2 separate regions of the Homo sapiens genome follow, and region 1 is linked to region 2. The links are chromatin loops, found by intact Hi-C in ENCODE. Cell type or tissue: PC-9. All regions are shown on one strand. Each heading gives the region's core, and the rest is flanking DNA. Links, peaks and the distances in the headings are about the cores only.

The links. Hi-C counts contacts between places; a loop is a spot of excess contacts. Peaks named below come from ENCODE experiments on the same cell type or tissue, not always from the same donor. Only the 100,000 strongest peaks of a DNase experiment are listed, where the experiment ranks them.
Region 1: a loop joins it to region 2, with 5 times the contacts of the local background. A loop is called at or near these places in 36 of 110 quality-filtered maps.

What each region holds. Positions count from the first base shown.
Region 1 is chr6:2,757,241-2,763,874 of GRCh38, forward strand. It overlaps a transcript of MYLK4 not described here. Among named protein-coding and RNA genes, the nearest start is that of WRNIP1, 4.8 kb to the right of the region's middle. In PC-9, for the core only: CTCF peaks have their summits at 4,271 (motif pointing left) and 4,475; no DNase peak of the experiment used is centred there.
Region 2 is chr6:1,592,994-1,599,627 of GRCh38, forward strand. No RefSeq gene overlaps it. Among named protein-coding and RNA genes, the nearest start is that of FOXCUT, 9.2 kb to the right of the region's middle. RefSeq lists enhancers at 1,193-1,710, 2,915-3,468, 3,345-3,394 and a silencer at 4,505-4,739. In PC-9, for the core only: CTCF peaks have their summits at 3,449 (motif pointing right) and 3,655; no DNase peak of the experiment used is centred there.

The DNA of each region.
Region 1 (6,634 bases), core at 2,730-5,229, 1.2 Mb after region 2:
ATGTCCAAAAGTATTGAAGAATCTGGGGTACAAAAGGACCATGGCAGCTCGTAAAATGGTAAAAAGCATTATAAGCACCAGTTAGTGTATGGAAAACATCTTCAGTGTGAATGAAGCCTGGGAGGCAGAGGGCAGATAGGCAGCCTTGTATACTTCTGGTTAAAATGCATATTGCTCTGATTTTTATGGAAGGCAACTTGGTCATGCCCTTTGACCCTGCAATCACATTTCTAAGAAGTTTACCTCAAAGAAACAGAGTAGTACACAAAATATTATCTCTGAAGATATCATCATAACATTATTTGTTATATATAAAACACTGAAATAGAACCTATGTACAAGAGTTATAGATAGGATACTTCCATAAAAAAAAAAAAACTAGGGTTATTGGTTATGTGTCAATTTCATAGTTAGGGAAAAAGGGACAGATCCGGGCACAGTAGATGCAATAGGATCTGAATTTTAACTAAAGAAAGATGCACTGTCAATACATAGCAGATGAATGATAATACAGAGATCCATAGCTAAATAGATAAGATTGCTATACCAAATATGGTTTGTGCTTTCCTGGAGTTATCCATTTTTCTAAAATAAACATATATTTCCTTCTTAATGTAAAAAGGTTGCCAAAATAAATTTCCCAGCCTAGTGGGAAAGTCATGGGCATTGGAGACACACAGCCTAGGCTTGAGTTCAAGCTCTACTAGCTGTGTTGACTCAAGAGCTGCTCAGTCTTCCCGAAACTCAGTGCTTCCTATTTGTTAAGTGAGGATAACAACATTTACCTTATGGGGTTGTTGAGGGGTAAACAATGAGATAAAAATGGTTGATGCATTAGAGAAACTTAATAAATAATAGCCTTTATGGTTATCATTGGTAATATTATTGTTATTCATGTTATCAGATCTCCTAAGAAATAAAAGATTATTTGGCTGAAAAATTTAGAGCCAAGATTCTAAAGACGAAAAATATTCTGGAGTAGCTCAGTTTTCTTAATCAACAGTGTAACATCACTTACTGTTATTGTATACCAGGGCCTTAACAACTATGAAATGAAGTCACAGTAATTTATAATATTTTTTCTTTTATCAGGACATATATATTACATATATATTACATATGTATATATGAAATACATATTTTTGATAATATAAATAACAAAAATGTTATAAGTATACATGACATATAATATGTAAGATATATAACAATAAAAGATATATGTATCTTTTATTGAAAGATATACATATGGAAAGTATATAAAACCATACACTATTTAATAAATAATTATAAAAGCAATACTCATAAAGCCACCACCAGGTCAAGAATCCCCAAATTCAAAAATCCCATCCTTTTGTCCTTCCCAAGCTAACCACTAATCTAAATCTTTTCAATAATTTCCTTGATTTTCCTTGCAATTTTACCATTTACATGTGCACTCTAAATATATAGCTTCGTTTTGGCAGTTTTAGTTTGTTTGAATGTATTCATACTGTTTGTATTATTTTCTTAGTTTTTTTCCCAGTTAAAACTGTCTGTAACCCATCATATTGTTGTATATAGTGTGTATAGATGTCTTTAGTTTTCATTATTATATAATATTTTGTTGTATGAATATTACAAAATGTATGTGTTTATTCACTGATGGAGACATTTGGCTGTTTTCCATTTAGGGCTGCTATGAACACCAATGTGCACACATGAAGTACACACACTTAAATGTATACACAAGTTTACACTCCCACCAGCACTATAAGAATTCTCCTGTTGCTCTATAGCTTTAAAAACACTTAGTTTTTGCTAATCTATTGGGTGTGCAATAGCATATCATTTATAAATTTAAATTTCATTTCTCTTACTAAAGAGTTGAAGGGTTTCTCTTTTGTTGTTATTTTTAGAGACAGGTCTTACTCTGTCACCCAGGCTGGAGTGCTGTGGCACAATTATAGCTCACTGTGGCCTTGAATTCCTGGCCTCAAGTGATCCTCTCGAGTAGTGAGGACCACTGGTGCACAATACCACGCCAAGCTAATTGTTTAAAAAATTTTTGTAGAGATGGAGGTCTCACTTTTTTGCCCAGGTTGGTCTTGAACTCCTGGGTTCAAGTGATCCTCCTGCCTTGGCCTCGCAAACTGCTGGGATTACAGACATGAACCACTGTGCCCAGCTAAGATGTTCTCAAATACATATTTGGTCACTTGGTCTCTGTTTTTCATGAAGTACATATTTATGTTCTTTACTCACTTTTAATTACATTTTCTCCTATTTTCTTATCATTATGTAGGACTTATTCTACATCCTACACACTGTGCTTGACAGTAATGTGTGTTTAAGATGTCTTCTCCCTTTCTGTTCCTTGTATTTTCACTCTTGTAGTATCTTCTGCTAAATAAATAGATGTTCATTTTCATGTAGTAAGATGTATTAATCTTTTCCTTTTACGGTTAGTGCATTATTTTTTAAAAAATAAACCTTTCCCCTCATCAATGATGTTTTTACCATTCAACATGATAATGGTGCTGGTTTGAGGGCAAAAACAAAAATCATCATGTTAAGAAGATAACTTTCTCTATTTTACTAGAGATTTTTAAAAATCAATGATTGAAGTAGACTTTTGTCAAATGTCCTTTCACATTCCACTTTATAAGATACAGAGAACTGATCTTTCCAATAATTTGACAATACAGTTGGCCCTCCATTTCCACATGTTCTGCACCTTCTCATCCAACCAACAGTGGATCAAAAATTTGGGAAAAAATAAGAAACAGCAGTACAATTAATAAAAAATAGGACAAATAAAAAACCAATACAGTATAATAGCTATTTATATAGCATTTACATTGTATTAGGTATCACAAGTAATCTAGAGATGATTTAAAATATATGAGCATATGTGCATAGGTTACAAAAAATAATACAAATAAAAAAGCAATACAGTATAATAACTACTTATATAGCATTTACATTGTATTAGGTATCATAAGTAATCTAGAGATGACTTAAAATATATGGGAGTATGTGCATAGTTTTATAAGTTTTATTATAAAGGAGACACATGGGTGAGGGGCAGGAGGGTCCCAGACATGGAGCTTCCAAGCCCTCTCCTTGTAGAATCCAGGCACACCACCCTCCCAGCACATCATCATGTTCACAACCAGGAAGCTCCACTGAGTTTCTATGTCCAGAGTTTTTATTGAGGTTTCATTGTGTAGGCATGATTGATTAAATTGTTGGCCAAGCAATCAAATTCAATTTCTAGCCCCTGAGATTGAGCTGGTCCCAAGTTCCAACCTTAGGGAGCCACTAGGAGTTGCTTCATTAGCATTATATAGGCACTCCTAGCACTCAGGAAATCCCACGGGATTCTGAAGATCTCTGCCAGGAGCCAGGGAGAAAGGCTGTATATACTCCTTTTTATACTATGAATATCAATGGAAAATCACCTAAAACTAATAAGAGTTCACAAAAAGGCCAAGTATGAAATAAATTAACAAAAAATCAATGCATTTCTTTCATACCAATAAAGGGCAGTAAGAAAATAGAGTAAATAAAAGGTTCTACTTACAATAGTAAGGAAATATATAAAATGTGTTAGAATAAACAATACGAAATGTGGCATAGATTCCAGAAGATGTAGTGGAAAGTCAAGAAGAGAGAGGAACATGAGTTTGGGTTAGGGGGCAGTAATCAGAGTAGGAAGAATAGATAACCATACGACTAACTTTTAAGATGCTGACTAAAGATGGCAGGGATGTGAGTCATGTGGGATTAACTGGACTCAACTGTCCAGCATACCTTAGGTATGAACATGAAGGTGCGCAAGATCATGCCCAAAGGTTCACTAGTAGTAGATGGCTTATAAAATACCTGCTCATAGGCACTGCAGCCAGGCTGACTCTACTTGTCGTTACTGACAGGTCTATTTGAGTCACCACCGAATCTATCCTCCCCATTCTGACTGTGGGGAAGGAAGACAGAGAAGATAGTTACACACTTAAAAGTAAACCACCGAGGCCAGCTGCAGACAATTAAACAGTGAGGTATTAAAGGAGAAAATGGAAGCCTAGGTTTCTGCTTTACATTGATTTCATTTCCTGGGACCTTATACTATACGAGTTTAAATTTATTTGTATTTATGCTGATCTGAAAAGAAAGTTTAAATTTGATTGGCAAAGCAATCTAAGAGGAGGGGTGATTTTTGAAGTACGTTTTTTTCATTTATTTTTCTACCATCACCACCTAGTGGAGAAAACCTTGAACTTCAGACAGAGGGGACTAGGGTTCAGGAAAAAATATTACTACAGGACCTACTGGGTGCCAGGCACTTTACTAAATACTTTCACATTGACAAGTTCACTTAATTCTCATGACAGACCGTGAGGTAGGCATTCTTATTCCTCCTTTAGATTTGGAAACTGAGTGTGAGAAGTTATGTAGCTTGCCCAAGGTCACACTATGGACAGCTCAAAACCCAGGTTCTTGAAGTCAAGGTCTAGAGTCATTTTCACCTCATAGGTCATCCAAATAGCTCAACTTCATCCATGTATGTAGCTGTGGGAGACATGCACACACACACACAATCTTTGCTTTGTATTTTTCCTTTTTATTATTTACATAATATAGGATAGAAAAGCACAAGTAGAAAAAGGAAATGGCATTATACTATATACATTAGGTTTTGTTTTTATTTTTTGAGACGGATTCTCGCTCTGTCGCCAGGCTGGAATGCAGTGTTGTGATTTCGGCTCACTGCAACCTCCACCTCCTAGATTCAAGTAATTCTCCTGCCTCAGCCTTGCAAGTAGCTGGGACTACAGGCTCGCACCGCCACACCCAGCTAATGTTTGTATTTTTAGTAGACAGGGTTTCACCATGTTGGCCACGATGGTCCCCAACTCCTGTCCTTTTGTGATTCGCCCGCCTCAGCCTCCCAAACTGCTGGGATTACCGGAGTTTATATTAATTCTATCTCTCTTAATTTTTACTCCCATAGTACACAAGTTTCCCATGACAATACTTTTGAAAACCCTATTAACAATAAAGTTGGACGTAAAATTAGGTCTATATGCAACTCTACTGTCTAATCTTGAAACACGTCCTAAGAGACTTAAGGTACCAAAATACTAACAATGATTACAAGTAGACTTGTAGATTTTCCACAGCATTATTTTCTGAAAAAAGAAATTTTAGGCCTTATATTAAGAGATTCAAGAAATTTGTTTCCATTTTAAAATTTTTTGGATGGGTTAATTGATCATGTGGCCACGTTATCTCTATAAATGTTTAAAATCAGTGTACTGTATTTCCACATTTAGTAACACTTTTCTTGAAAACCTTGCTTTGAGATCAGCCCTAAAACTTGTTTTGCAAGTATTCACTTCTGTGATGCTCCTGCAATAATCCTTATGTGCTCGCAGTCAATGAGTTTTTACTCTCATTAACTTGATGAATAAACGCATAGACCCTCACGGAAACTGTTAACAGTTCTTAAACACAGTGCAGAGTTTCTTCTTTCTGGTAGCTTCCTGATCTCGCCGGCTCAGAAATCAACTGGCAGACCTTCCCGGAGACCGTTAGAGGTCTTAGGTCAGCATCTCTTAAGTTAGCCGTTCCTGCCAGTGGGTTCAGTGGGTTTGTGGTCTGACTGCCTTCAGAAATAAAGCTACAAGTCTCCACAGTGAGTATTACCACTCATTAAGACAATTCAGACCCAAACACCAGCTAATGCAAAAAATAAAAGAACAAAACACCCACACAAGCAAAAGAAAGCCAAGCGGGTCTCCATCGCCAGCTCTAGCAGCCTGCTTTTATTCTCTCATCTGGCCCCACCCACAACCTGCTGATTGGTCCATTTTACAGAGAGCCCATTGGTCTGTTTTACGGAGAGCTGATTGGTCTGATTTGACAGGGTGCTGATTGGTGTGTTTACAAACCTTGAGCTAGATACAGAGTGCCGATTGGTGTATTTACAATCCCTTAGCTAGACATAAAGGTTCTCCAAGTCCCCACCAGACTCAGAAACCCAGTTGGCTTCTCCCATTAATTTCTGAACTGGGGCTGCAGTATAGAGTTGCTTGCTAGTCCCACGTAATGAGCCTGCATTGCTCAGCTCTGGGGTGGTGAACGGCCCTGGGTGCCGTGAGGCAGTAAGCAGCGCTTCTCAGGGAGGCTTGGGCCGCGCAGGAGTCCCCAGTTGGGGGGAGGCTCAGGCATGGCAGGCCTGAGCCTTGCGCTGCGTGGAGGCAACTACGGCCTGGCGAGAAGTGCTGTCCCAAGTGCTAAGCTCCTCACCGTCCTGGGCCGGTGGTGCAGGCCGCTCCGAGCGCGAGGCTTATCTGAGCCTACTCCCACCCGGAACTCGCGCTGGCCCGCAAGCACCGCGCGCAGCCCCGGTTCCCGCCCGCGCCTCTCCCACCATACTTCCCCACAAGCTGAGGGAGCCAGCTCCGGCCTTGGCCCGCCCAGGAAAGAGCTCCCATAGTACAGCGGCAGGCTGAAGGGTTTCGCAACCACGGCCGGAGTGGACGCCAAGGCAGAGGAGGCGCTGAGAGCGAGCGAGGACTGAGAGGGCTGCCAGAATGCTGTCACCTCTCACTGCTGAGGGACAAATGAAAAAAAAAAGCTCACGGTCGGGCGC
Region 2 (6,634 bases), core at 2,457-4,956:
AGTCTGATTTTGAGGTATATTCAGTGGAAAAGACACTACAAGGAAAGCGCTTTCTGATCATCCCCCGCCCCCAGGTGCGGCATGCACAGTGCGTGATGTGATGATTCTGCGGCTAGAAAGGGGTACATTCATGGACTGAAAGAGCACATTTTTCCTTTGAACTAAGGAAAAGATCCTTGGGTGATGTTGAAGGCTGTGCGGAGTGTTTGTGAGGAGTGAGGCAATTCCCAGGGATTTTTCTTCTACAAACACACAACGGGGGTGAGAAAATCAGACACAAAGTCAGGCTTCATGAGGCTAAGGAAGAACTTTTCCTCCTTTAGCGAATTTTCTGGAAGCCCTGCCGAGGCTACCCCCACCCCATGAACGCATCCAATGCTTTTGGGAACCTGTGCTAATCTGTCGGGTTTCTGCATATCTCTTTGCCCAACCAAAGGGACCCCAGACCCTGCCACCTTTGTCCGGAAGAGCTGGCCTCGGAGGGACAGAGACTCTGAGCCTGCGTCCCAGGAAGAAAGTCACAGGTAGGAGCTTCGGGCCCCCTCGCTCTCCCCAGCAGCACCACCCACTGGCAAAGGACCCAGGTCTCTTTCTCCAAGGGACAGGGGGGTCGGGAAAAAGAAAAGACAAGACTCTCCTGTGGGAAAGAAACACATGTGAGGGTGCTGGAGGGTTTCCTTCCTTCTTCTGGAGTTTTAACAAAAATAGACTCTGGGATGAGGTTGTAGGACAAGGAAGTGCTCCCTTGCTTGACTGGTGTTCTTTCTGCCCTCACTGGAATCTGCTTGGCAGCCGAGGGCGGTGACGTTCCTGTAGCTTCCGTGGGGAATTCAGGTGCGTGTGTGTGCGCGTGTGTGTGCGTGTGTGTGATAAGCTGTTTTCATTTTACCATCCTAAAAAAAGAAAAAGTCAGACGAAGGCACAGAAAACGGCTGAGGAATTCCTGGCAAGGGCAGACTCACCCACTTACTAGCTTTCCGCTTAGCTTGCCACCGGGACACTTCGATAGTCCAGGAGACAAATCTGCTTCCTCTCTGGGGCTCTCCCGGTTGAGAGGTCGGCGGAGTTAGCCGTCATCTTTCCCTGTAGGTTCTGAGTCTATCAAGGTGCAGCCCAAATGCAGAGGAAGCTCCCGCACCCAGGGTTTCCCCTGGCGAGTGACCGAGCCCCTCTGACCAAACGCGCGCTCAGGCGCCTTATGGATCACACGGTTCCAATGGCCCGGGAGACAAGCAAACGTGCCAAGCGTGGGCTTCGATAGAATACTCGCCTCACCACCGTGGCACGGAGAGAAAGCCCTGATTTCTCTTTCATTCCTAAAGGGCTAGAATTCTGTCGTCTAAAACCTGCCTCATGGAAGCCCGTGGAAAAAACTGCCTGCGGAAGAGACGAGGTTGTGAGCGCTTATAGCACAGATGGAGCAGAGTGACCACAGCTGAGGGAAAACAATGAACTTTATGTTCTTCCAGAACAAATTACACACTCCCCCCAGCCCATAAAGGCTTTTTATGTAACTGCAGTCAGGCAATACCTGGGCAGGGAGCGACTGCGGGGGATCCCACATCCCTGCGCGGCTCTTGCCTCGGGCAGCCCCACCACGCCCCTCCCAGCACCCAGGGTGTCTCGGCCCTGCCCAGCCGGGACCCACCTCGCAGGCCCTTTTTCCCACCGGGATTCAGGCGTTTCATGCTGACTTGGGCCCTCGGGGGCCACGGGCCAAGGGAGGAGGGAGGGGCAGGCACCTCGCCATGGAAGCTGGTCTCTGGAGGAGCCCCCAGCCTGGCAGGGCGCTGGGTGAGACAGGTGGCTGGCCACCAGCCGTGGTGGCGAGGAACAGCGTGGGCTGCAGCGCCCTCACCATAACCGATGGCGACAACTGAGGCAGGCCCAGGACTTAGAAATTAGCATTCAAAATGTACAGCCTAAACACCCTGCACCAAAAGCCCAGCCTGCTCTCTAGGCGTTCCATCAGCCGTCCATGCTGAAATGTCCTTCAACCTCACCGCCCCCTGCAAGCCCTCCCGCTCTCCAGCCGTGCGCAGGCAGGCCACGGTCCCCCCCACCTGTGTCTCGTGTGACAACAAAGCAGAGGAGGAAAGGGAGGGGCTGAGCTTGTCACGGGGGGGTGGGGGCCTGCGACACAATAGCGCGCAGTCCTAGCTGCTTTATTGAGGATACTGTGTTGAATAAACCAATGACTAAGAGAGACGAAGGTGAGCTTTCTGTAATTCCCGGGAATCGTCGGAGGCAGTTACAAACATTTTGTTTTATCAGTTAATTTCACCCATCATGCCCCCTCGTGGGAACCACAATTGAGGTCTCTCCACAGGCTGTATTTTTAGGTGACGCACCCACATCTAAGGCAGCCAGGATGGTCGGAAAGTGTCTGCCAGCAGACTGGGGATCCCCAGGGGCCCCATCAGCCCAGGGCTGCTCCTCAGGATGGCCGCGGGGCCGTGCCGGCCGGGGCACACCAGGCCAGGGTGGGCGGCTGTTCCTGGACCCCAGCGGGCGTCTGCCTCCCCTACAGCGGGTCCGGGCACCCCGGGTCTACTTCCAGTTCAGAAGCGCAGCACTGAGTAGGGTGAGGTGGTCATGGCCCCTTCTTCTCTCAGTGAGCATCTGGACCCTGGGGGCCACGTGCCTCACACAGACTCTCCAGCAGCTGCCTAGGTGTGGATCGCTTTAGGAAACTCAGCTCCTAGCTCCCTAACTTCTGCACACACTCTTCCCTGAAATCACTGGGCCTGAGATTGCTCCTCGGGGCTCTCCTTCCCACCTCCCTCCGCGGGTGCCAGCCTGCACTTTGCAAACCACGGGGGGCTTGCACCTCCCCTGGCCCTCCTCCGCCTTCCCACCCTCTTCTCTCCCCGCCTCCACTACCCAAGTTTACCGTGGAGCACCAAAAGAACAGCTTGGTTTAGGGGGTCTTCTTTGAGGAGGGGTAACAACGGGGTCAATATTAATTTTGGAGATAATGTGAGCCACGCTGGCCAAGCACAGCCCTCAGCCCTTTCAGCAGAGCCGTGTGCTGCACACACATCTTCAGCTTTTCTGGGCCTCCGTTGCCTCTGGGTACATTTGGATTTGAAGCTGGAGAGAACCGAGCAGAAAGCAAGGAAAACGAAGTTCATCGAGGGCTTTTTGGCCCGCGGTAGGGGAACAGGCCCACCGAAGCACACCCCGGTTTCCCACAGTGACGTTCAGCTGCTCTCTCTCCCTCATGAGCTGGAGTCACGCTACGGACCCAGCCGTAAAGCCCTTGCGGTGTATTTCCACTCCAAATGTGGTAGGAAGGTCCTTGGCTTGCAAATGCTTTGTCCTAAGGCTCAAGGACTTCACCTGGCAAACACATCTCACCACCTTGCTGGTGCGAAACCGCCTGGGCTTTCACTCCAGCCGAGGCGAGGCATCTAAGTGCGCTTCTCCGGGTTGCCACTAGATGGCATCAGAGCTCCATCACGGTCCCTGCCCACCGGCGCCTCAACTCAGACTGGATTCCTGCTGGGGAAACCGAAAACAAAAGGAGGGGAGGGGGCGCGGGTGGGAAATAATTTGCCAATACTTTCTTATGAAGTTGAGAAATAACTAAAGCCACCGGTTCCAGTCTTGAAAACCAAGGCCCATTGGCAGTGGGTTATCAGAACTTACTAACTTTAGAGTCACTGAAGTTGGTATACAATGCCCCACTGTTAAATTGGTAAATAATCCAAACAAACAAACACAAAAAACAAGGTCCAATTCTAGCTTATTTGGAATCATAAGAGAACACCATGCATTAAACCCATAGCAACTAAGTTTGCAACAAATAAGTACAAAAGATGGAAGCTCTCTTTAATTTGTAGCCCCAAATAAAATGCCACTGATCGCATCCAGCATGTCTGAAACAGGCTAGTAAATAACGGATTTTTAAAAGCAATTTCTTTTCTGTAGACGCTGATGGACAAGAAAGCTCATCTTGGCTGGAGTTGAACATGGGGAACTTCTTGGTTCCTCTCACTCTTTCCTATTCTCAGAGCCTCTCTTCTGTTTAAGACATCACCTAAGATCCCAGGCTCCTCCTCCCCCTGTTACAATGTGCAGAGTGAAGTTCCAATAGTCAACTTGCCAAGAGACAAGGCTTCATGAAAATTCTCCCCCTGGGAAAGCCAGAGTCATTTGCCCTGGAGGCTCACAGGGACACACACACACACACAACCAGCCCAGAAAAAACAAAAGAACAGCCCTCAACCCTCCTTACCAGCCCCCTCCCCCCAGCTCCAGTTCTGGCCCCTTCCCTGCCTCTGCACCTCCCCACGATAAGCCCCAGAGATAAGATTATGCCAGGTGACAAGGGAAATCCACACTCCCGAAGACTGTGCCCCTAACTATCCCCCCCATCCTCATGTTAATTCTCAGTGCCTTCATTTTGTGAATCAGCAAATGTTATATAAATGATTTACCATTTAAAGGTGCGATAACATCAGACCAGAGGGAGATAAGGGGCTTTGTGTGACACTTGAAGCCATGGTGTTGGGAGTCACGGAGGCTTTCCTTCTCTGGCTTCCCAGGGCTTTAGGCCCCTTGTTTATCTCTTCCTCTCACCAAATTACTTCGGGCCATTTACACGTCTCCTTCCCCCACCAGCTCAGCTTCCTTCTCTTCCCACGCCTTCTGTGAGGCTCTCTGCCTGTCCCACCGCTGGTCCCATGCTTATTGGTGGGGATTTCTCAGAGGCTTCTCTGGATGTGTTCTGAGCTCTCAAATGGCAAACAGTGTTTTTCCAAATTCTGTTTTCCCACTGTGTAATTTTAAAACCTACACAATCATACAAGCATCACCCCCTGACCTCGGCCATCATTTTTATTTTGCATTTTCTTTAACATTCTCCATCCAAATGAATCCATCTGCAGCTCGCCATTCCAGGCTTTGCAAAGTCCTCATTCTTCTTTTTTGGTGTGATCCCATTAAGTTGATGTTTTTAGTAGTGGACATCTAGTTGGCTTAAAATATTTCACTGTTGAAAGCCTCACTTGTGTTTAACATCGAACTCACACTGGAGTAAACTAGTATGATATGCATGTTAGTCATTTATGCATATTTACAAATCTAAATATCTGTTGCGACATATAAAGGATGACTTTTCCTAGACTTCATAGCTCCCTTTGTTTCAAACTATGATGCAATTTTTTCTGAAGCTCATTGAGACGGCTTATACACAAACTATGATGGGGGAGAGGCACAGGCAGGTGCTCTGAGGGGAAGACTTCCTTGGCCCTGCAGGCATCTGAGCCTCTCCCAGCCATGCTGCCCGCCTCTGTCTGCGGCTTCTTTCCTTAGCAGAGTGAGACGCGAACACACGGCTCCCGGCAGCATGGGGACCCTTCGACTCTCGCGACAGAACCATAACTTCAGAGCCCCACCACACTCTCTCACTTGCGGTTTATCCTCGTGTTTTAATTTCCTGTATTTACAGTTTTTCTCAAAGGCATTCCGAAGGTTCTCCATTGAATCATCTCACTAAAACCCCTCTTAAAAGACAGCTCAAACGTCTAAGTTATAAGAGATAGATATGATTCATTCCTTTGAGAAAAAATAAACTGAGGCACAGCTAAGCCCGTCGTGCCCCTGGGCCTGATGGGCCGGCGGGGCCTTGCACTGCCTGGTCTAACCTGTGGCTGCTGGTGACCAGGCTGTGTCCCCCGGACCTCCTCGGCCTTCAATGGAGGAAGGTCAGATTTCTCAGTCAGATTTTGCTTGGAGAGCCCAGCTATTTCGTTCCATTGAAATAATTGGAGAAGTTCTTTTTTCCACAGGCATCCTGCCTGCACTTCATCGTGTGTATTATTTTGGATTTGCTTCAGAAAGAAAAATGGCCTTTCACGGCGTTTACGGAATGTGGGCAGAAATTGGACCGGGCAGACATAGAGCTCCGCACAGAGATGGAAAATATTCAGGGTGAACACGCACACTCGACACCCACGCTCCCGCAGAGAAGCGAGCCCCAGCGCTGGCCCCACACCTGAGTGCCTCCTCCGCCGGAGACCCGCCAGCGGCCAGGCAGCCTCTGCTCCCCAGGCCGGCCTCCGCACCTGCTTTATCCGCCCTTGGGTGGCTGCGATAGGAAGGTCCAGAAGTTTCCTGCCCGTGTGCACTAAAGTGCTCCGTGTGCCTGCGCCCCGGGACCCACCTGCGGAGGCCTGGAGAGGCCCAGCCAGCCCAGTCTCCTCTGCACCTGAGGAAAGGAAGCGGCTGCCCCTAGAACGGAGGAGCTGGCTGAGAAGCTCAAATCCTGGGACCGCCCCCTGCCCCCCTCCAAGTTCTGGATGCCAGTGGGTGCGGGTTTCCCCTGCTGTCTTCACCAGAGGGGCCTTCTCTACGCCACCTCCTCCCTCTGTCCCTTCTCCTCCCCAGGGCCCAGGGTCTCTAATGAAGGAAACGATTACGTCAAAGCAATCAGCACCGAAGTTTCAGAGAGGTCCTGTATCTTTTAAAACAGAAAGGACAGAAGGCGTCTCAAGCTGCAGCCAGAAGGTCCGCAATCCAGCCAGCAGACGCCAAGGGACGCTCTGTGCATGGCCATCCCGGGGGTTTCAGAGGCATCACCAAACAGGGGAAGGGGAGCTTCCCTGCGACGTCTCTCCCTGTCACACAG